2 separate regions of the Homo sapiens genome follow, and region 2 is linked to region 1. A link is a loop called in an ENCODE intact Hi-C map of the cell type or tissue named here. Cell type or tissue: GM12878. All regions are shown on one strand. Links, peaks and the distances in the headings refer to the core of each region. The heading gives the core; the rest is flanking DNA. Region 1 has its middle 46 kb from the start of LINC01023. Region 2 overlaps FER (FER tyrosine kinase).

The links. A loop is a pair of places that touch in the nucleus more often than their neighbours do. Peaks named below come from ENCODE experiments on the same cell type or tissue, not always from the same donor. Only the 100,000 strongest peaks of a DNase experiment are listed, where the experiment ranks them.
Region 2: it touches region 1 in a loop (2.0-fold over the local background); 1 of 110 quality-filtered maps calls a loop at or near these places.

The regions. Positions count from the first base shown.
Region 1 is chr5:108,676,396-108,688,465 of GRCh38, reverse strand. No RefSeq gene overlaps it. Among named protein-coding and RNA genes, the nearest start is that of LINC01023, 46 kb to the left of the region's middle. RefSeq lists enhancers at 1,956-2,588, 2,589-3,222, 6,571-7,071. In GM12878, for the core only: a CTCF peak has its summit at 6,975; a DNase peak (open chromatin) is centred at 6,975; H3K4me3 peaks cover 246 bases; H3K27ac peaks cover 481 bases.
Region 2 is chr5:109,148,456-109,160,525 of GRCh38, reverse strand. The region is part of intron 17 of FER (FER tyrosine kinase); the gene reads right to left. Among named protein-coding and RNA genes, the nearest start is that of PJA2, 260 kb to the left of the region's middle. RefSeq lists a silencer at 4,591-4,791. In GM12878, for the core only: no CTCF peak of the experiment used is centred there; no DNase peak of the experiment used is centred there.

The DNA of each region.
Region 1 (12,070 bases), core at 5,829-8,328:
TCATTCAGTCTTATCACCTTTGGTCTAAACGGATACTGGAAGAGTTGGATAAGAAAATATTCAAGGACTGGAAAAGAGGGATTTTAGGGTGTTCCTTCTAACAGTCAGGTACAGTGACCAACTGTCCGAGTTTGTTCGTTAGGGACTAACAGGTTTCCCAGGATGAGAGATTTTCAATGCTAAAACCAGAAAGTCCTGGGAAAGTTGGGATGGGTTTGTCTCCCTAGTCACAGCTTCAGAAACTGCTAGAGCCAAAAGAGCCACACATTGGTGTCACTGAAAAATGATTTGGGGAGCTGAAAAATATTCATGTTGTGTTTTGTTTTCTTCCATTTTCTTATTAACATCTCTCTTGGAACATTCCAAGCTGTTTCTGTTGCACTACTAAGGAATGGAATTTTTTGCCTCTTTTCAGCCAGCAGTTAAGGGAAGCAGAAAGACTCCACGGGCCAGGCTGGGTGTCAGCATCAGGAAACCATTAGAAGGCAAAGAGGGAAGTAAAACCCAGTGGGAGAGGCCCTTCTTGTCCAGAGGGATCTCCTACAGAAACCTTACCTACTGGAAAATTTTCTTTTTTAAAAATTAAAGATTTGATCCTTTTACAAGGTATGCAACCTAAAATTTCATTCATCTTTAGCCTCACTTTCAGTTTTCAAGCTCTGTTGTCATGACAACATCATGAACTGAGTGGTTCAACCTCCTTAATGTTTGTTGGTGTTTGCTATGTTATTTAAAACCGCAAGGTTTTCTTAAAAAAAAAAAAACTTGATATTTTATCTCTCAATTGCCTCAGAAATTCTATGGACTTATGATGCTTTTTTTTGACATGAACACCAGAGCCATATTCAACACATAAGTAATCTCAAGAATTTTATCATAGGCCTTATCCTCATATATAGAGGTTATGTGCAAAACTATACCATGTTTTCACAAGGCTGTACAGATCAATGCATTCTGTGCAGTATGTTATACACTGCCCTATCTTTTTTCACTGGTGTGATTGTCAGAAAGGTCAATAAAAAAATCTTAAAATGTGAAAATGCTTATACAGCTAACAACAGCATGCAATCAGAAACTGAAGAATATGAGAGTTAGGCTCAGGGAAGTGGCTGAAGCCTGTAATCCCAGCAATTTGGGAGGCTGAGGCGGGAGGATCACTTGAGCCCAGGAGTTCAACACTAGTCTGGGCAATGTAGGGAGACCTCCTCTCCACAAAAACTAAACAAAATTATCTGGGTGTCCTGGCACATGCCTGTGGCCCCAGCTACTTGTGGAACTGAGGTGGAAGGAGTGCTTGGGCCAGGGAAGTCAAGGCTGAAGTAAGCTATGCACTCAAACCTGGGCAACAGACCCTGTCTCACACACACACACACACACACACACACACACACACACACGAACATGAGAGATAAAAGCATACTTAAGACATGAATGATTAGTGTAGTTTCCAATATTGGGTGTTACTGAGGAAAAAAATATATTTAATACTTGAATTACAATTCAGACAGGTTTCTTGAATACTATACTAGCTATACTGAATGAATGGCTAAACTCAGACTCCAGTGCCTTTAGGCTAATGAGATGCATTTTTTTTTTCTTTCTGGAATTAGCATGTGAATGCACATGCTTTAGCATCTGAATGCCTTTGTGTTTGTTGAATGAATCAGTTTATTCTTTAGAATGTTTGGAAGAAAATATGCTTGAGAAATTAACCAATATTATTTTTTTCTTTTTATTTCTTCTACTTCTCCCTTCCTTCAGGCTATGTGTTGGTCTGATCATATGAAAAATGTGGCAGAAAGAGAACTATCCTACGTATCTAGGTAGGCTTTCTCATCGGCCACCTAGAAATAAGATTCTGATGCCCCAAATATGGCACAGAAGTTGCAGAGCTGTGCTAAGCAGCACAATGGACCACTCTGCTATAAAACAAGATGGGTGGACAATTGATATCCAGAGGGGCCCACCTTGATCCTGGGTGCTGAAACTTTGGCCCAACTGGTGAGAGGTAGGAGTTGGAATGGGTCCTAGACTTAGGAAGCAAAACTCCCCCCAAAAACTACATTTGATTGCTGGCAAGATGGCTGAATAGGAACAGCTCTGGTCTGCAGCTCCCAGAGAGATCGCGCAGAAGGTGGGTGATTTCTGCATTTCCAACTGAGGTACCTGGTTCATCTCATTAGGACGGGTTGGACAGTGGGTGCAACCCACGGAGGGCGAGCCCAAGCAAGCAGGGTGGGGCGTTGCCTCACCTGGGAAGCACAAGGGGTCGGGGGATTTCCAGTTCCTAGCCAAGAGAAGCCGTGAGAGACTGTACTGGGAGGAACAGTGCACTCTGGCCCAGATACTGCGCTTTTCCCATGGTCTTCACAACCGGCAAACCAGGAGATTCCCTCCCGTGCCTGGCCCGGTGGGTCCCACCTCCACGGCACCCAGCAAGCTAAGATCCACTGGCTTGAAATTCTCCCTGCTAGCACCGCAGTCTGAGGTTGGCCTGGGATGCTGGAGCTTGGTGGGGGGAGGGGCGTCCACCATTGCTGAGGCTTGAATAGGTGGTTTTACCCTCACAGTGTAAACAAAGCCACGGGGAAGTTTGAACTGGGCGGAGTCCACCACAGCTCAGCAAGTCCGCTGCAGCCAGACTGACTCTCTAGACAGGGCATCTCTGAAAAAACGACAGCAGCCCCAGTCAGGGACTTACAGATAAAACCCTCATCTCCCTGGGACAGAGCACCTGGGGGAAGGGGCGGCTGTGGGCACAGCTTCAGCGGACTTAAGCTCTACTGCCTGACAGCTCTTAAGAGAGCAGCGGATCTCCCAGCACAGCGTTCAAGCTCTGGTAAGGGACAGGCTGCCTCCTCAAATGGAGCCCTGACCCCTGTGTATCCTGACTGGGAGACACCTCCCAGTAGGGGCCGACAGACACCTCATACAGGAGAGCTCTTGCTGGCATCTGGCAGGTGCCCCTCTGGGATGAAGCTTCCAGAGGACGGAACAGGCAGCAATCTTTGCTGTTCTGCAGCTCCGCTGGTGATACCCAGGAAAACAGGGTCTGGAGTGGACCTCCAGCAAACTCCAGCAGACCTGCAGAAGAGGAGCCTGTTAGAAGGAAAACTAACTAACAGAAAGAAATAGTAGCAACATCGACAAAAAGGACGTCCACTCAGAAATCCCATCTGAATGTCACCAACATCAAAGACCAAAGCTAGAAAAATCCACAAAGATAGGGAGAAACCAGCGCTAAAAGGCTGAAAACTCCAAAAATCAGAAGGCCTCTTCTCCTCCAAAGGATCACAACTCCTCGCCAGCAAGGGAACAAAACTGGTGGAGAATGAGTTTGACGAATTGACAGTAGTAGCTTCAGAAGGTGGGTAATAACAAACTCCTCTGAGCTGAAGAAGCATGTTCTAACCCAATGCAAAGAAGCTAAGAACGTTGAAAAAAAGTTAGAGGAATTGCTAACTAGAATAACAAGTTTAGAGAAGAACATAAATGATCTGATGGAGCTGAAAAACACAGCCAAGAACTTCGGGAAGCATACACAAGTATCAACAGCCAAATCGATCAAGCGGAAGAAAGCATATCAGAGATTGAAGATCAACTCAATGAAATAACACAAGAAGGCAAGAGTAGAGAAAAAAGAGTGAAAAGAAATGAACAAAGCCTCCAAGAGATATGGGACTATATATGAAAAGATCAAATCTACTTTTGATTGGTGTACCTGAAAGTGACGGGGAGAATGGAACCAAGGTGGAAAACACACTTCAGGATATTATCCAGGAGAACTTCCCCAACCTAACAAGGCAGGCCAACATACAAATTCAGGAAATACAGAGAACAACACAAAGATATTCCTCGAGAAGAGCAACCCCAAGACACATAATCGTCAGATTCACCAAGGTTGAAATGAAGGAAAAAATGTTAAGTGCATCCAGAGAGAAAGGCTGGGTTCATAACCCTTAAAGATAGAAACATTTCCCCTCTGTAGGTGGCTCCTAAAACCCTGGACATTTTACATACTGGAGTCAGATTCAAAAATAAACTATTTCCTTATATACCTGCCTCCTTTTTGAAATAACGTTCCTTATTTTTCTTATCACCAGATATGGTTGCTGTTTTTTTCCCTCAATTTGATCATTTGTTTTCCCTCTGGGACATAAAAGTTGTGATGAGGACTGGAAGTGGGATCTATAAACTGACTAGCACAGAGCCTAGCACTTGACATCCATTCAGTCAGTGCAAAGACAGCTGCATTCTTTCATCAAAAGACCAATACATTTCTATAATACATATGCAAAGAAAGTTTTAACTTTTAAGCCTTTTTTTCACAGCTTGAGAAGACAATATAAATTTTCTTTTTAAAATATAAATAAGAGAAGAACTATAGCTTAAACAGGAAAGACTTTTAAAATCCCACGTAACAAGAATGGTGGTGTAAATAATTATCATGGACACAGTTCTGTGGGTCAAGAGTCTGGGCACAGCAATTGCTCAACTGGGTCTTCTACTCAGGGTTTAGCAGAGCTGAAATCAAGGCATCAGCAGGACAGGGCTCATCTGGAGGCTCTTGAGGAGATTCTGCTTTCCAGCGCATTCAGTTTGTTGGCAGAATTCAGTTTCTTTTTTTTCTTTTTTTTTTTTTTGAGACATTGTCTTGCTCTGTCGCCCAGGCTGGAGTGCGGTGGCACGATCTCGGCTCACTGCAAGCTCCGCCTCCCACGTTCACGCCATTCTCCCGCCTCAGACTCCTGAGTAACTGGGACTACAGGTGCCCGCTGCCATGCCCGGCTAATTTTTTGTATTTTTAATAGAGATGGGGTTTCACCGTGTTAGCTAGGATGATCTCAATCTCCTGACCTCATGATCTGCCTGCCTCGGCCTCCCAAAGTGTTGGGATTACAGGCGTGAGCCACTGCACCCTGCCAGAATTCAGTTTCTTGAGGTTATAGGACTGAGGTTGCCATTTCCTTGACATGGTTACCTTAATCTTCAAGTTAACAGCAGCACTTTTAATCCTTTTCATCTTGGAATATCTGACTTTATCTTCTACTACTAGCTGGAAAAATATCTCTGCTTTTAAGAGCTCACGTGATTCCATTGGGCCTACTTGGATAAGCCAATATAACCTTCCATTTTAGGTCAGCTGATTAGTAACCTTAATTACACCTGTCAAGTCCATTCTGCCATGTAAAGTAACATATTCACAGGAGTGACTCCAGAGGGAGAAGGTCATGAGGCCCAACATTCTGCCTACCACAGATGGGTTTGGAATATATTTCATAGGTGGAAGTGGAAAGATTGGCTTCAAAAAGTATTTAACATCATATCTAATGAGACATTTATCCCTTATCTAGAAACTTCTTCTTTTTTCTTTTCTTTTCTTTTTTTTTTTTGAGACAGGATCTCAGTCTGTTGCCCAGGCTGGAGTAAAGTGGTATGATCATGATCACGGCTCACTGTAGCCTCAACCTGCTGGGCTCAAGCGATTCTCCCATCTCAGCCTCCCAAGTTGCTGGGACCACAGGTACCCATCACCATGCCTGGCTATTTAAAAATTTTTTTGTGTGGAAATAGGGCCTCCTTCTTTTGCCCAGGCTGGCGCTGAACTCCTAGGCTCAAGCAATCCTCCCACTTCAGCCTCTCAGAGTATTGGGGTTACAGGCATGAGCCACCACACCTGGCCTAGAAGCTTCTTTGAGGCCCCAATCATTTCCTTGAGTTCTCCCCTTCATCAGTCCCCAAATATCCTACTTGAGATCTTTGGGTGTGCAGAAAGAAGAGAAAGACAACTATCACTCAAGAAAAAATTTGAATTTGGGAATAAGAATTGTAGTTTGTGAGGCAAAAAACATGATGAAATGAAGCAGGAATTTGTGAGTGTGGAGGTCACTTTTCCTGTGGCTCTCCTTCTGCCTGGGTGTGCTGGCATGAAGGAAGCAGAAGAAATGAGTAAAGAGAAAAATAATCTGGGACTTGGGGTCATACATGATATGTGAGGAGGAGAAACCAGAAGCATTTCATATTAAAAAAGGTAAAACAGCAAAGAAGATCCAGAAAGCCCTAAGCAGGAAGGGAACAAATAAAGGCAGAGACAATGTTAAGGCCACACAATATCATTGACTAACTAACTGCTTTAGGAAAAAAAAATTATTAATATGTGTACATTTTAAAAAGAAACCATTTTCATAGAAGACATAATCTCACTACTTAGAATCAACCCTGTAATTTCCTAATGATAGTCAAGTATTTACCAAGTTCCTTGTCAAGTACGTTATATGCATATATACATACAAACATTGGAGGGAGGGGCTGTTATTATTTTTTATTTTATTTTATTTGTTTTTGAGACGGAGTTTTGCTCTTGTAGCCCAGGCTGGAATGCAGTGGCGTGATCTCGGCTCACTGCAACCTCCATCTCCCGGGTTCGAGTGATTCTCTTGCCTCAGCCTCCCAAGTAGTTTGGATTACAGGCACCTGCCACCACGCGTGGCTAATTTTTTTTTTTTTTTTTTTTTTTTTTTTGTATTTTTAGTAGAGACGGGGTTTCACCATGTTGGGCAGGCTGGTTTCAAACATCTGACCTCAGGTGATCTGCCCGCCTTGGCCTTCCAAAGTGCTGGGATTGCAAGCATGAGCCACCACGCCCGGCTGAGGATGTTATTTTTAGAAGGAAAAGGCCACATTGAAAACTGAGTGGACAGCTTGATAAATCTAAGATAGGAAAATTTTGCTGAACCAAAGGACCTTTTGGAGTGTTCTATTTTTTCTCACAAGCCCAGGACCTCTGCAAAAAACATCCAAAACTACTATAGAAAATGCACATTTTATTCTACTGTTTCTTCCAGCAGATGTGGATTTTTAGCGAGGAGCAATTTCACGTTCTTGGTCCAAATTTTAAAACTGCTAGGTCACTGTGTAAGAAACAGTTGACTAGGTTTTGCTTTCCATTGCCTTGGACCAGCTAAAACAATTGTGCCCTCTAGCCTATGAAGTCTGTACTGCAAAGGCCATTTCAACAGTGTTTGCTTCAGGTTTATCCTCAATTTTGGTTCTTGAAATCAAAAGTCATAAAAAAATATGGTAGAGATTCACAAAGACCTCTCCAGTTTTCTCTTTCAGTTGTAAATAACAGAATAACTAAAATGAAAACAGCTTAAACAGTGAAGACTTTTAAAACCCCACATAACAAGAATTGTGTAATAATGTAATGGTGTAAGTAAAGCAATTAATCTCACTTGGGTGCATAAACTGACTATTGTGAGGTTCATTTACTTCCTTAGCTCTACCAGAAAAACAAAGTAACTATACTACACTTTTGTCTTCATATTTTAAAAACCTTACCTATTATAGGAAAATATTCCCTAAAATATTGCTAAGTAGGAAGGTATTGATCATTTCCTAATAAAGGCACACGACTAAGCTTATACTGATAAAGTCCGGAAGTTGCCTGCTTGACCTTTATTAATCACCTGGCATTTAGGATACTGATTTTTTTAAAGCTACATTTTAGTCAGTTAAAGCCACCTCAGCATCTTTAAAGAATGCTTTGATTTGATCTATTTCTACTTTTTCTTTGAGGAAATCAAGCTGGGAGTTCTGAGAGCACATTCTGTTTGCTTATTTGTTCCTTTTATCCCTTTCTGTCCTCTCTGCATGCTAGGGCACACCTCACCTTGAAAAGAACTCATCAGCCGCCCTCAAGATGGGAATTGCAATGCCTTCATCTTGAGCCACTTTTAACAGAGTTTCATTTTTTTTCTGCTTTGATTTTGAATAGTGCCTATGTTTGAACACACTAAACACATTTTGGCCAAGTTTCCTTCATAGAGTTGGAATTCAGATTGGTTGTCAGGTTATTTAAAATAACTTTCTGTCTGGATTGGATCACTGTTAATTGCTCTGATCAACTGCAGTACATGGTTAAGGTAAAAAAAAAATATTGAGAAGAGACCCCCAGTCAATCTGATCTTACTTCATAGACACAGACAAATGATGAATTTATGTTAGTTAGGGAGGCCAAGGAAGGAAGAGGAGACATCATTAAAGAGTAAATGTTTCCAGCATTAGTTTCTGGGTCATTAAGCCCTAATGATTGATCTTATTTGGTTATTTTAAAGGCTACTGGAAACTAAAATGGAAACAGTTCAGAATACTTCCTTTGTATACAGAAGATTTTGTTCATGGCAACAGCTATGTGTGCCTAAACATTTTGTGTCACACAAACTCCTGCATTTGACATTTCTATCAGAGAGAACAAATAAAAATCATCCTAGAGCTTTCAAACACTCAAGCCATGTTGGGGCTTTGAAAGATCTTGTCATTTCAGAAGTGAAGAAATGGGGATGCTCTCAAGAGCAAGGGCAGCTTAATGGATTCCCCCAAAGCCCCAAAAGCACCTTCTCATGACTTAATTACTCTAAAAATTTCTATTTTTTACATTGCCTAAAATTTTCATCAATAAGAAATCATTTGATTTATTAATACCAAAACCTCATATGAAGATAGTAAACACCTTTGGGATGGTTAAGGTAATCTCACCATTCACAAATGTATGTATATTATCAGGTGAGATTGATTTAATAAATCTTTGGGACAATAAAGGGTATTTTTCTTAATTAAAAATTACAATGGAAAATTCAGTATCAGTCATGTTTAGGAGTTCTTCCTCTTCTCTAGTGTTATGTAAGGGTCCCAAGCAGCTTGTGCTATCCAAAAACCTTGGGGAGGAGAGCCTGGTATGAGCTCATCATAGTTGCACTGAGATCCTCATTATTTGTACTTATTACATGGCACTCTGCTGATTGTGGCACCTGCCCCTCTGCACCGAAGTCAGCCACTGGGTCCTCTGAGGAGGCTCTAAAGACTGAGGCATTCTGTGCTCAGCAAACAGGCATTCTTGCACCAGTCCCATCAGACATCCTTCTGAGTTTCTGTGTAGGGGAGGGCACAAGTGTCAACTACAAGAACCTACCACCCCTTTACTTCTTCTAGGCTCTGGAAAGCGTCCATACTTAGAACTGGGTTCTCTCCTCTCTTTCAATCAACAGAGCCCTCCCTATCCACACAATCCTGCGGTTAGAGAGAGGGAGGGAGAGAGAGAGAGAGACAGAGAGACAGAGACACAGAAAGATAGAGACACAGAGAGAGGGACAGAAACTTTCGAAAACAAAGACTTAACCTTCTGAGCAAAGACAGCTTCAGACCTCCAGGATACCTGCCCTTTTGAGAAAAGAAAGATGAAAGCCCCTATTACGGAGAGCTGTTCTGTTCAAGTTATCTATTGCTATGCCATGAAAGGTAGCTGGGCCTGGGGTCATCTTGAAGGCCCTTCCACCATTTATAGCTGGTAGTTGTACTGGGGAGACTCCAGCAGCTAGGGCTGGAACAGTTGAGTTCCTTGGGTATCTCTCCCTCTATGTTGCCCCCCAACATGGTCTCAAGGAAACCTCAGGGCAGCTGGACTTCTTACTGAGTGGCCAAAGGCTCCCAGAGTGAGTAGAGTGAGTATCCCAGGGGCACCAGCCAAGGCTGCCTGGTCTTTTCTAGCCTAGCCAATAAGGGACTCAGTGTCACTTCCAGTGTACTCTATTCATTGAGGCAGTCACGAAGATCCACTCAGTTTCAAGAGGAGGGGCCATGGACTTTACCTCTTGGTGGGAGAAGTGTGAAAGAATTTGTGGACGTGTTTTAAAACCACCACAAGAGCATATAAGAAAGAAGGAGGAGGAGGAGGAGGAGGAAGTGAAGGAGGAAGAGGAGGATGAGGAAGTGAAGGAGGAAGAGGGAGAGGAGGAGGAGGAGGAGAAGAAATTACTTGTTTTTCAGTTAGATTCTTTTTCTCCTCTATGTCCACCCATGACCACCAGGCTGCTGAGAACTATCTCCCTTGCTTGGAAATCCTCTGTAAAGCTCTCCTGCTCTCACTTTTGGTCCCACTGTCCCAAATCCTGATCATCACTCTCTGCCATGCCCCTTTAGACTAAAGGCAGGTTGGGTTCTGTTTCTGATCACTCTCTGCAGTTCTGTGTACCGGCACCTATGGGCAAGTGATACTATTTCAGTCCTGGCCAGACCATGGGGGAAACCAGGTCCCAGCCGGGGGCAAGAAACAGCTCCAGTTTTCTGGGAGGAAGACTGGGAGGTGTTAGAGGCACTGAGGTTTGAAAAAGAGAGCTGTGCATATGCAAATGGCATTCTTTAATTCAGCAGTTCACTGGGCTTTCTGCTCTGTGGCCAAGAGTTGGAGAAATGTCTCTGTGCTTCACGTCTTTCCTCTTGGAATCCCATGGTTTCCCTCACAGGACACAGAGTACAGACTGATTCTGTTGGTGCTGACGGTAGTTCCATATGGATTCCCTGTGAGCCTCCATTCTCACTTATAAAATGGACAGCCTTGCAGTATTAGGCATCTAAAACTCTTACTGTGATATGGGTCTCGCCCACATCAATTCTGTAGCAGTGCTTTTTCTTTAGCAAGATGTATCCTAAGCTCTGACCTACCCACTTACCAAAGAAATGGAATCATAAACCCACCGTATATTGGATTTTACTTATAATAAGTGAGGATCTTACCACATTAACACTGATTCAGAATCAACTTGCAGAACAGATTCTTTCTGACACTTCTAGTGAACTGGTTTTTTTTTTGTTTTAACAATTCACAAAATTTTGGCAGATTTTATTCATTTTGGATTTTAAAAATATTATTTTAACAAAATTCCTCCTCAAATAAGTGCTTATTCTTTACACACAATTCAGTGAACTACTTCTTTCAGCCTCAATAGGAAAAAAATCATGAAAGCAGTTCCATTTCTTCTTCTGCATATAATGAATCTTTTCACATTTCTTGTAGTTAATGTCTTAAAAAATAAAAATGAATGACAGCCTGAAACATGCTTCTCATATTCATCTGTGATGTTGTGTGGTTAATAGTCCAGCCTCACATTTGCATGGGACCAGCTGTCAAAGATGGCACTGCAGGGAATCCACTATAATTTTAAAACATGTTGCAAAGTCACATATGTCCATAAATCTACATTCACTAGAATGCTTATGGGGACATATTATCATCAGATTTGAAAATAATCCTTTATTGCTTTCATTTTGAACTTCACCCTTTACTTGACTCAAATTATCTTTATCAGGTAATGAATGAGGGGCTTCATCATGAGTGAAGAAGTTTCCAGGAGCAATCTCATTTGCAAAACTTCTTAAAATTCTTGTCAGAGTCCATTTTGGACATAGGGCAATTTTCTCTGTTCCTTGTAAGAAAAATCTCTTTGACCTAGCTAATATCTCTGATATGTTACAGTTAACATGTGAGGAGAACAACAGTCAGAACCATAAATCCATTTAATAAGTGCAGATTAAGAAATTTGAAATCCACATATTGCCAACCATAAAAATATAGTGTCCTCATCACACACATTGTAAAGATGGGCATACCCTACAAAGCTGTCTCTATCTGCTTAATAAAAACCATCTTTTACTTATATATAAAACATAGCCCTGAAGTTTGTTAAAAGGGAAGAAATGGAATTCAAGTCAAATACTTTCTTATTAGTTCCTAAAAAGTCAATGCAGTTACTATTAATTTATTTAATGATTTAAGATTAGGACAATATAAGTCATAGCCTTTAATCTTGCATATTCCTAAGAATAAGTATAAAATCTTAAATAAGTATTCATTCTCAAAAGAAAGTATAAAATAATATTTAGATGTGATTTAAGCCATCCTGCAGCACACCCACCCCCATTCCAAACCTTGGAAGAGTTTCCCAATATACAAAAAATGAGGTGACTAAAATTTTCAGACCTCTCTCCAAAATCATCCCACCAAATTAAATAGGTATGTATGTGGGGCAACATAATATTTCATATTTCTCCACAAATATATCCAATACTAAAATGAAAGCTAAATCCCAGCAAGGCATATAATTATCTATATCAGACACAGCGAAGTATAACATCCCATTAAAATAAAGAGATCTTTTTATTCTGAAGTTAGTTATGGCTCCTTATGTTAAACTTTCATCATATATCTGTGGAAGTAAATATATGAATACATATA
Region 2 (12,070 bases), core at 4,319-6,818, 470 kb before region 1:
GTAGGGAAGACATAGTATTTTGCACAGCAAGTTACGACTGGATGCTTCCAGAACAGGAATTTTCTTCTTATGAAACACTGACAACACCATTTGCAATTATGTATATATTTCTTCAAGAAAAGTTATTGATATACTAATAGAGAAAGGAGATGAGAGAAAATGAACTGAACCAGTTTGCATTTAGGATGCAGCAAGGTTTCCTGGTGGACAGGATGCCTCATGAATCTCTTTTCATCCCTGTCGTTTGATTCATCACTGTTTCTTCCCATGAAGTCTGCAGATGTGCCAGTCAGTATCACTAAGTCTGGAATCTGACTGAATCCTAAGAGTTACCTGTATAGTTCCATAGGCTAATTTTTAATTTTAGGGGAAGAAATCTATTCGGGATGCCTTGTTTTTCTTATACTACATCTGAATGTAGTAAGCATGAATGACATTCCAATCTTTCACTAAATATTTACTTGATTTGAGACAAAAAGATATCTCTGGTTCATTTCTTTCCTCCCAGCAGATGCTCTTACAAGGTTTAAGTTGGGATCCCCACCCCCACCAAATGTAGTCTTTCTCTTTGTCACTTTAATAACCATCACTAAGAAAACAGAAAAGGTAGGTAAATCAAAACTAGTCAATGGTTTTTTATCAGTGCAGATCATCTGCTTAGTAGATTACTGCTGCCACAGACTATTTTTGTGCAGAGCCTCTATGAGAGGCCTGGGGAGGGTGGGCTGCGACTATTCGCAGACTCTAGTCTGTGCCTCTGCATTCATAATTTTGACCTTCAAATGTTCCTGAAGTATTTTTCCAAGTAAAACTACTTCCTTTTGGCACCTATCTCAGCCATAATCCCTGAATCTCATTTTATGAAAGAGGATTCTACTGACAGTGTTTAAAGAAGTCCTTTAGTACTGACCGTACTATACACCCCACATTTATATACTACTTGACAATTATTGTCTTATAAATTAACATCTATTTTATATTTTTCTTGACATGTATTGTCTCTCTAATAAGGTTTTAAGCCCTTTAAAGAAAATAACTACTTCAAATTGCCATCAGCATGAATTCATTCATTCAACAGAGTGATCCCTGTTCATGGTACCAACTGGTTACTGTGGGAGTTCTAGCATGTAATTAAAATATAATCATAGAATGAGAGATGCTGCTATAAACACAAAAATATGTGATAGAAAAGGTAAAGATTATTTCTGATTGGTGAATGGCAGGAAAATCTGTGAAGGAAAGACTAAGTTGAGCCGCTTGAAAGAAGAGTAGGGTTTTTAGAACTATTTTAAAAGTTGAAAATAACATCTATTATTTTGTTTTCTTACTGTAAAAGCACAAGAAGTTTACTGATAAAATATAGAAAAGCCAAAACAGGGGTAGGGAGAAGAGTAGCTTTTACCCAACTGGCCAGAGATAATGACTGTTAATACCAGGTTGAATATGCCTAAAGTTTGCTCAGCAGTTTATTTTTAAAAAATGTGATTAAACATACTATATTATATCCCTTTTGTTTTATCTAGCAATATATCTTTTCATAATAATCCCATAAAATTCTTTTTAATGACTGAATTTAAAATTATTTTAATAATTATTTTAAATGACTTTCATTATTGGTATTCATGAACATACTAATAATTATTTCAGATATTTTAGGTTCTAAGAATAGGTATGATTCTAAGATATGGCAGAAAAGGCAGACAGAAAGGAAGAGCATTCTAAGTAGAAGGTATAACCTGAGCAGAGGTGGAGATAAGAAAGTGAGAAGTGAGTTCAGGGAACAACGAGTACTTCAATTTTTGAGAGGATCAGTAGGCCCTAAATTAATGAAGACACTCAAGCTAGATTCTGGAGAGTCTCGAATGCTAGCTATCATCCGAAGGCAATGTTGAGCCACTAAAGATTTCTCAAGAGAGGTATGATGAACAGAGCTGAGATTTAAAAGAATATCAAAGCAAAAGTAAATGGTAGATTGAATGACAAAATGGAGGCTATAATTCTAGGAGAAGATTGGTATTCTTAAGTGAAGCATTCTCCCTGCCATCATTTTTTTCTAACTCATTTCACAGACTCCCAGCTTCTTTATATAAAATATAGACTAATTTTTATTTTTATTATTTTTTGAGACAGTGTCTCACTCTGTCACCCAGGCTGGAGTGAAGTGTTCTGATTAGAGCTCACTGCAGCTTTGACTTCCGGGTTCAGGTGATTCATCTACCTCAACTGCCCCGACCCCGACTTCTGACCCCCAGTATATGGGACCTACAGGCATGTGCCACCAAGCCCGGCTAATTTTTTGGTATTTTTTTTGTAGAGACGGGGTTTCATCATGTTGCCCAGGCTGGTCTCTAAGTCCTGGGCTCAAGCAATTTTCCCACCTCAGGCTCCCAAAGTGCTGAGGGGTTACAGGCATGAGCCACCGTGCCCAGCCTATTTAAAAAATAGATACACGCCTGTTTTTTTTTCTTTTTTCTTTTAACTTAGCTCTCTCCCTTCTTCATCTAGCTAAATCCTATGCATTCTTCAAAACCTAACTCCAGCATTGTTACTTTCAGAAAGGCTTTTCTATGATACCATAGCAATATTCGTCACGTATCTCACTGAATAGTAATCATAGCTTTGTCTGACTCTGTCTCAAATGTCAGCTTCGTGCAGAACTTCTTATGTGAGTTGGAACCTCAAAACCGAGGTAGATGCTGCTATACAGTAGTTCTCAATACATGTTTGCTGAATAAATGCATCAAAGTTCTCAAGTCCCCAGTATTCAAATGCCACTTAAACTTTGAAACTAAATTTGTATCAGAGAAGTTCTGGGTAGGTAAACTAAAATCCACAATTTTAGAAATAATGAAAATTCCATAAAAATGGAAAGTCACTAAGGAAAATAAGTCAATTATTTTTTGGAAGCATATCCTCACAATAGGAAATCTATTGAAGTTAACAGCACTGGAGCACAGAGGCAGACTCATTAGGGAACAGTTTGAAATGCTCGATATCAGAAAAAAAAAACAGAACTCATCGCCAGTGATCGAATAAAACACTAGCAACAGCAATGTACACTCCAGCAGAAAATTCCAACAAGAAGACAATGGTTTACAAAAATGACAGTCCAGGCATGACAGAGCAAAGGGAGTAGAATTTAGAACAGTGGAAATTTTACAGCCTCCCCCATTACTGATCACAGCAGTAAATTGCATTTTAAAGTGTTTTCATAGAAACCGTCACTAAGAAAATCTGTGTAACACTGAACTGCCAGCAGATTTAAAAACACAAGTGTCTCTCAGAAGGTAATAAAGATCAGATTCAATTTAATTGTGTATATATTTTTGATTGATTGAGAAATAGTAAGTCTACAGTTCTGATTGACTTTTGGAGAGAGTAAGGGGCTATACCAAGCTTCATCATGATGTAACAAGCATGAAATCCACATAGCTTGGCAGTTTTCAAAAAACACTATGATATTCCTGTGATTTATGGCCTAGGAGAAATAACTGGCTGGGTCTCAGTTTAGCATAATTTACTTACCAAGTGTGGTCTACCTCCTCTTCTCCATGGACTCCATTAGCATCTGAGCATTAAAAAATCTTACCTTTGAGCCCCTTCCAGATATCACCCCATTCTCTGTTTCTATTACTTCACCTCCTTTCTTGGCCCTCCATAATATTAATATGATTTTGCCCCCATTACTTTATTGAAACTGCTCTAGCTTCGTTGTGGTTACATGCTATGCATACTCAGGGCCTTCTTTTTCTTGATTTTTCAGTAGCACTTTACATTACTGACCACTGCTTCTTTGAAACTATTCCTTTAGTTTCTAATCACTAGACCACCTTTGACTACCCCCTCTTGGTCTCTTCTGCCCATAAATTCCTTAAACATTGATGTTCCCCCAGGTTTGGTCCCAGGTGCTCTTTTCTTTTCAGTCTATAGGGTCTTTCTAGATCATCTCATATACTTCTATGGCTCTTACTGTCATCTATATGCTCATGACTCCTAGAGATCTAGACCTAGATCTCTGCCCTAAATTCCTCCTTTGTTCCAGGGCTTAACTAGGTGCCTCCAGATAGCTCTAGTTTGCTATCCTACAGCTACCTAAAATTTATCATAATCTAAATCTGCTTTCTTTATCAGCCAATGGTACCACTATTCACTAATTTGCTCAAGTCTTCTTCCTGAGTGTAGTGTTTGGTGTTTCACTGTATTTCCACTCTGACATTCTATTAATGAAAAACCCTGTCCACCTTATGAACTTAAGGCCTTTCAAATCTATCAACTACTGTCTAATTATACTGCAACTCTCTCAATTCCGTCTACCATCACCTCTTACCTCCTGGCTTGTCTCTGGTATTAGCTTGCTTTAAGCGTTGTCTACACTGCAGAAAAGTGTTATTTCTATAACACAAATCTTATCATTTCTTAGCCTTAGTAAATACAGATTATAATTTTAAAAAGTCTAAATCCCTTAATATCGCTTATAAGGATTTTCATGATTTGGCTGTAGTTCATTTTTCTATTCTTACTTTTTTAAAAAAACTTTCTCTTATTTGCCACTTGTTACAAATCCACTTAACTGTATTATCAATTAGAACCCCTTTCCTCATCTGGTCCTCAAGAGATATCATGAGAAACTTTCTCAAAAACCTTAGTGAAACCCTGATATAACCACACTGTTTCCCTTATCTACCAGTGTATAGGCTCTCTCAGGAAATGAAGAGAAAGAAATGTTTTTGAGTTCATGCTGGCTTCATTTGACCATCACTTTCCCTTCTATGGACTCACAATCTATTTTATCATCCATTTCAGAATTGTGTAAGAGAGTATCATCAAGCTCTCTGGTATAAAGGTTTCAGAATCTATATTTTCACTCTTGTGAAAAATCAAGACAATATTTGTAGACTTTAGTGCTGTAGTTCCCTTTCTATTCTCCATGAGTGTTGAGATCACTATCAACAGTTTAGTGATCTCACTTGCAGGTTTTCTTTTACTTTGGGCTACAATTAATCTTAACCAGGAAACCCACTCCAAGCAATTAAACTTTCCTAGTCACTCTTGAATTACAAGTACCTCTATGCAATTTCTCTTCTCTCCTGATTTGCCCTATCTCTTGTTAAAATGATCACATCTTTTCTAAGTATCGGCTCTATTCTTCCTAGTTTGAACACTAACCCCCAAAATGTTCATCTTACTTTTTTAACTTGACTACTCTTCATATTTTTCAATGACCTCAGCTCATTAAAAATTTTGAAACCTGCTTATGCTAGTCTCACAGAAAGTTTCTTGCCAGATAGGATCCTAGGCAGTAACATATCAGTTACTTAAGAGACATCAATATCTGGTTCTTCATTCCCGAGCACATGGAATACACTTCCTAGCTTCCTTAGGGCTAGGTGGGCCATATGACAAGAGAATATGAATGTGTGACATGTTACTTTTGAACTAGGGAGTAAAAAGCTTCCATGTAACTATTTAGGGCTCCTCTTGCCATGGCAAATGTAGGGTACATATCGAGATGATAGAGTTATAAGATTAACCCACACTGGTTTCTCAGAGTTCCTGCTTGAGATGGAGATGCTCTGTAGTTATAGGACTCATAAAAGATATTCCAAGAGCAAGAAATACTGTTTTATACACGAAGCCACTGAGATGTAGTATTTATTTGTTATTATAGCGTATGTCTAACTTTTCTTAGCTAATATTGGATCTTTCACTATTATTTCAAAATTTCAGTTTTGAAGGTCCCTATTCCAAATGAGTCATTTTTTCATTTTAGGGTCTTAAGATAATGTGGTAGGTTGAATAAAATTTGTGGTAATTTGTTACAGCCACAACAGGAAAAGTGATATAGATGTCGAATAGTACTTTTCCTTTCTCTGAACATTTTGAAAGTGGCTAAGGTATAAGTAAACTATGTCTTAAACGAGATTCCTCTTTCCTTCCATCTTTATCTAAATGTTAATAGTTAAGGGCTATAAGATGTGAGTTTTTTCTTCCTGTATTCTTTAACCCACTCATTCTTCCATGTTCATCTTACAGGCATGGATTTGGTTTCTTTTTTACTCTCTATAAAAAAGTTTCTTTCCTACTTTCAGTTCTGAATTATTTATCTTATCTTTCCTAATAAATTGGAACACAGAAATCATTTCATCAAGGCTTTCACCTTTTACGTGGTAAAAATCAGCTTCCATTTAATGTTCTCAAAACTGGTGATACACTTCATCAAGGAAGATAAACATAGCACAGTCTCTGAAGGTTTCTTCCCTGTTCCTTCAGTTTTCATACTTCTGGTAAAGGTTTGTAACTGTTATAGCTATCCATGACACCTGCTGTGAAGAAGTATAATGTCAAAACATCTGTTACACTTGTTTTCTGGTTCCAATTATGAGACTTATCAGAACTAAACTCCTATGCAGGGTGGACCCGTTCTTCGAGCAGCATGGGTTTTTTTTTTGCGTAAGTATGCATATTAACTATACTCTTGCTAGTTTCTGCAAACCTAGAGATCCTTAAACAAATATAAGACAATGACTTGAGAAAGATCGCTGAGAATATGGTAATTCACTGCTCCCTGCCACTTGATTCTTTCTGTGTTTCCAGGCAAACTGTCTATAATAAAACATTCTGGAGCCAGTCACTTTATTTTTGAGATGAGAAAGCAGAGGCTCTGATAACTGAAGTGACTTTCCCAATATGAGAGACGGTATACTGCTAATGGTTAAATACAAGGACTCTAGAGCCTGGGTTCAAATTCAGAGTCTGCCACTTATTACTAGCTATACATCACTGGGCCTCATTTTCCTTATCTGTAAACTGGGGATAATGATATCACTTGCCTCATAGTGAGGATTAAATTAGTAAAATTTAGAATAGATCCTGGCAAATAGAAAGCAATACATAAATGTTGATAACTACTGTGTTATGCAGTGAATAAATGATAGAGTTAGTATTAAGAAGTGATTCTGGTGCTCACTCTTCCCACTGTCCCACCCAAGATCTTTCAGTCAAATATGATATACTGGAATTGTTAGCACACTTTATTACTGAAAATACAACCGTTAAGTCAAACCTTTTTTTCCCTAGTTTTAGAATGAATTTTGTTGCTGTTGTAAAATAAGGCATTTTTAAAATAAAAAATCAAGCAATCATAGAAAAGCACAAAGAAAAACAATCATATCAAATCCTATCACTTGAAATATCTCTGTATGTATATGTACAACCAGAAGATGTAACTATATTGATGGATAATGTGATTGATCATAACATAATGCTGCTTTTTAATAAAAACTCAAATGAGTGTCCAAATTGATTTTTTTTTTTTTACCATAAAATCCTGGTTTAATAGTTTGCTTGAGAAATAGCACCACCATGGTATAATGAAATTTTCTCTGCTTCATGAGATCATAAAAAGGGCTTCATGTTCATCTTCATTTTGACTCTGTGGCTAATGAATAGATTTTCCTAATTCTAAAGACTAAATCACTTGAGTTTAGCTATACACATATACCATGTATATAGCTATGGTATCTTCTTCCATACTCTTTTTTGATACTCTCTAGTTCTAATCTATGTTTTGTTAATCCACTGTTAATCTATTTTTAAAAGACAACATGAATATTTTTAAAGCTCAATAAAATATCTCCAAAATGGCTTGTTCTTAACGGCTTCTTTTACAATGAAAGTTTTATTACGATGGTGGTAATAAGATAGGTAGTGCATAAAACTACAGGTTCCACATTTCCTTCCTTGACACAGTTTGAAAAGTCCCCTGAAAGGGCTTTGCTTTCCTGAACATGATAGCAAAACTGAAAATGTAGCCATAAGTATAATAAAGGCATGTATATACACATAATTTCACCGTGAAGTTATTCTATAAATACTTGCAATTCAGTACGTATCTGATTATATTTGTTTTATATATTGTATACCCACACCTATAAATCAGAGACATATGTTGACCTTTCTTTTTCCTGACAGCAATCATAATTCAATACTTTTCCAGAGGGCTACACGAGTCCTAAACCTGACATTTATATTTATTAATGATTTCTATACAGCCTAATTCTAATGGGTTTATGGTCTTGGCAATACTTCTAGCCTTATGTTGTCTTTTTGAAAATTAAAACTGGTCTCCCCTCTGGGTAGGCAAATGGATTGCAGTCTACATTTATTTCCCAAGTACCCCCTAATGCAGGGCACAAATTAGATAACTATATGATGAGTCTGGTAGATTAAAACAAAGATTTGGGATTTAAAAAAAATCTAGACCATCTTAAACTAAGAAGAGGAGCTAGCTGATGATATAGCAGATTTTATAACTCTCAGGAACTGACTTTGATTTTACATTTTTGGCAGCTATGGCAGAAAGATAAATATGTAGGGTTACATAGCCTTGTTTCCTCAAGTTCATATATATGTACCAAATCATCTGTATAAATGTACAGGCAAATTTTTCCTGGAATTAAACTCAAATGGAGATATTATTTACATCATGGAATAAAATACCTTGACTATCTACAGCTACGGTTGCCCGAAAGTCTCAGAAATGCTGTACAAACTGAAAATTCTTGCATTGATCCTAAGAACAGGAGGCATGACAGTAAACCATAACTCTATAAAGATGCATCTTTGTGGAGCTAAAAATAATGTAGTCATTTGCTTTCTGATTTTGCGAGTTATGAGACAGAATTTGGAAAACCTTTTTCAAATTTTGTCACATAACTTGTCTGTAAACTTTGTCTCATAACTTCGTCTGTAAAAATGTCCACTGGACTGTTTCTAAAACATGAGAAAGATGAAATGCATTTTGAGTAGGTGCTGGGCTGCTGTCAGATTATGCTTTGACCGCAGGTCTTGTGATGTATTTTCCAGATCATTGTAGCTGTTGCTGTAATGACACCAGTCTGTTTCTAAAAGTTTCTTTACTGGAACCATCTCTTCTGGAGTCAAGTTCTCCAGTAATTTCTACTACAGCAAATGCCCTAATTTACCAATGAAAGAAAATACATCCCATTAGCAAAAGCAAAACAGAAATCACACACCCTGGTCACGTTATCTAACTTTGCATATTTTTCTCATCTTTTACCTTGGGTGAAAGATGTATGTCTGTAGCTTTTGTACCAGTCTGTAAATTTAGTAATCTCTGCATTTTCTTGAGTTTCTTGTTTTATGGTCTTTGGAGTGAAAATTTAATATACTGCATATAAAGCAGAAAATCTAATTTTTCATTTGAATTTAGTAGTCTTGCCAACAATTCATCTGAATTTAACCTTATGATTCCAGTTCTTGTGTCTCAAAGTAATGTGTAGAAAAATATTACCTCTAATACTCAAAAATGGATAAAACAAATGTAAAAACAAAGTGATTTTTTAAAAAATCTGAAACCTCCATCAAAAAAGTATAGCACGGCAGGAAGCATCATTCAGCGAATTACAACAATTTTCTGTTCAGCAAAGCCATTTTAGACTATTTTTCTACTTTCAAAGGGAAAAGAAACTAGCCAAAGATACAAATTCTTCAAAATACTTGGTCTATATTTCATTATTTTAGAGCCCATTACTTATTTCCAATACAATTGTATTAAATACCACTTTGATTAACTTAACATTATTTAGTAATAATTAAATTATAATGTATTCTGTTTTGATGACTCAGTTATGTAAGATAAATTTGCAAAGGGCTCTAATCCAAGGTCAAACATTTAGAATGTCACGAATAAATGACAGATTGTTCTGATAACAATAATATAGCAAAGACACATGAAATTTCATTTTCAATAATGGCTCAGTAAATTTCTATGCAAGGAGAATGTTAATCACAGGGGAGAAACATAAACAACTATAACGTTAAAGATATATTGTCTCCTGGAACCCAAAAAGAGATAACTTATTGTTTTATTTCCTCTTATAAGAGCTAGCCAGGCCAATGCCATGCTATTCTATGGCTGTGTTTGCTGACCACCTAGTTCCTAGTTAAGTTACTATTTTGTATTCCAGAGCAGTGTCAGAGAAGTCTGAGGGAGAGAGGTAGCTATGTAAACAATCATAATTAGTGCAGTAAGTGCTATGAGAGAGTAATAAAAGGGGAAGCTAAACAATTTTTGGTAGAGAAATGGGGCTTGCTAAGGAAAATGAGGTCTAACTGGAACCTAAAGGAAATAACAAAGTGAGATGGGTATAGGATGCTCCAGAGGAAGTGAAAGTATGTTTAAAGTTGATGGAGCAAGAGAGGTATACTGGGAAAGGTGGGTTCAAAGGAAGGAAGCGATGACTTAGAGAAAATGAGAGCCAGCTGATCAGATAGATGCTCAGTTTAAGGCAAAGGGATGACTTAGAGAAAATGAGAGCCAACTGATCAAATAGATGCTCAGTCTAAGGCAGTGGTCCCCAGCGCTTTTGGCACCAGGGACAGGTTTCGTGGAAGGCAGTTTTTCCACAAACAGGGGTGGCGGTGGGGATATTTTGGGGATGAAACTGTTCCACCTCAGACCATCAGGCATTAGATTTTCGTAAGGAGTGCGCAACCTAGATCTCTCGCATGTGCAGTTCACAATAGGGTTCACACTCCTTTGAGAATCTAATGCGTTGCTGATTTGACAGGCGGTGGAGCTCAGGCGGTAATGCTCCCTGGCCTTCCGCTCACTTCCTGCTGGGCAGCTCAGTTTCTAACAGGCGAGGAACCCGTACTGGTTTAAAGTAAATATTTTTCACTTCTGAGTTCTGTGAAGTAACGGAACTTTTTCAATTCATGTTTACTACTGTTCCTGGAAATTTTATTCCCAGCCACATGGTTTTGTTGTTTTCCTATTTATCTTATAAGCGTGTTTCCATATTCTCCTAAAACTACTTACCTACATTACTCCTTTTTAAAGTAATCCTTTACAAGCTTTGTTTACTAGAATTTCCAACACTTGCCATTGTGAGGTCATACCACTGTGAGTTTCTTGATTGATATGAAATTTGTTTCTCTATTGGTGTAGGTATACAAAACTAGATTTGTTTGAGGTCCCTTCAGGATAATATGTACTCTCCAAGCAGTTCTTTGTAGTTCAAAATAAAGAAATTGAGAGCTCCTCATAAGATTTATAAAGACTCAAATAGAGCAGTTTTCTTCCATTAGAGGTGGGTTGGGGACCCCTGGTCTAAGGGATCAGACTGTAGGCGCTCAGAGAAGTTTAGGGTGTCTCATGCTCCAGATACTCTTTTATCTCTTCTCCCTCCCATCCCTATTACAAGTGAACTACTCTTAGTCTTGTACTCTTTGTAGTAAGGGGAAGAAGAGAAGAGCCATTTGTGAGAGACCTTTTACATTTAAGAGAGGCCTCAAATTTAGACTTTTAAATCATCATCTTTAAATAACGTTACACATATGGTCACAGAAACATTCACATAAGATTAGAGAATAAAAAGATGTCACAATTTTAAAACCAGGTTTTGCATTTTTTTTAATATATCAGAAAAAAGGAAAGTGACTTGACTATTATTTGGACCTTTTAGAGACCCTGATTGAACTAGGTTATGTGACAATTGCTAGCAATGGGTAAGACAGATGTAGTTTGGTCATATTTTACTCTCTTAAGTAATATTATAACTTAGGTTAAAATGCAGGTCTCTACATCTACATCATCTTTATTTGATGATCTTTCTAATCCTTAGCATCTCCAAGACCATCTTACACACTCATTGCTATTCTGGTACTTACAATGCCAAGCATCAAAGCCTATCGCTAGCCACTTGCTGGGTGAGAATACATACACACATACCCATACCAAAGCCCCATTTTGACTGTCTTGGCCAAGAAAAAAAGTATTTTACATAAGGAAATTATCCAAGTAACTGAGGGGTAACCCTTTGAGGAAAACCTTTAAAAGTTTTAACCACTTTTAGTGAAAAACTTTCTAAAATGTAGCACATACTTTCTTATACTCTTAAACAGAATGAAAATAGTATCCCAGTGTCCCACACAACTCTAGGAAATCATTATGAATAGAATAACTAAACTTTGGTGTAAGAGAGTTGATACGTCAGACTACTTAAAAGCAGGTTTCTTCCCACATGCTATCTGATGCTTTAAGAAT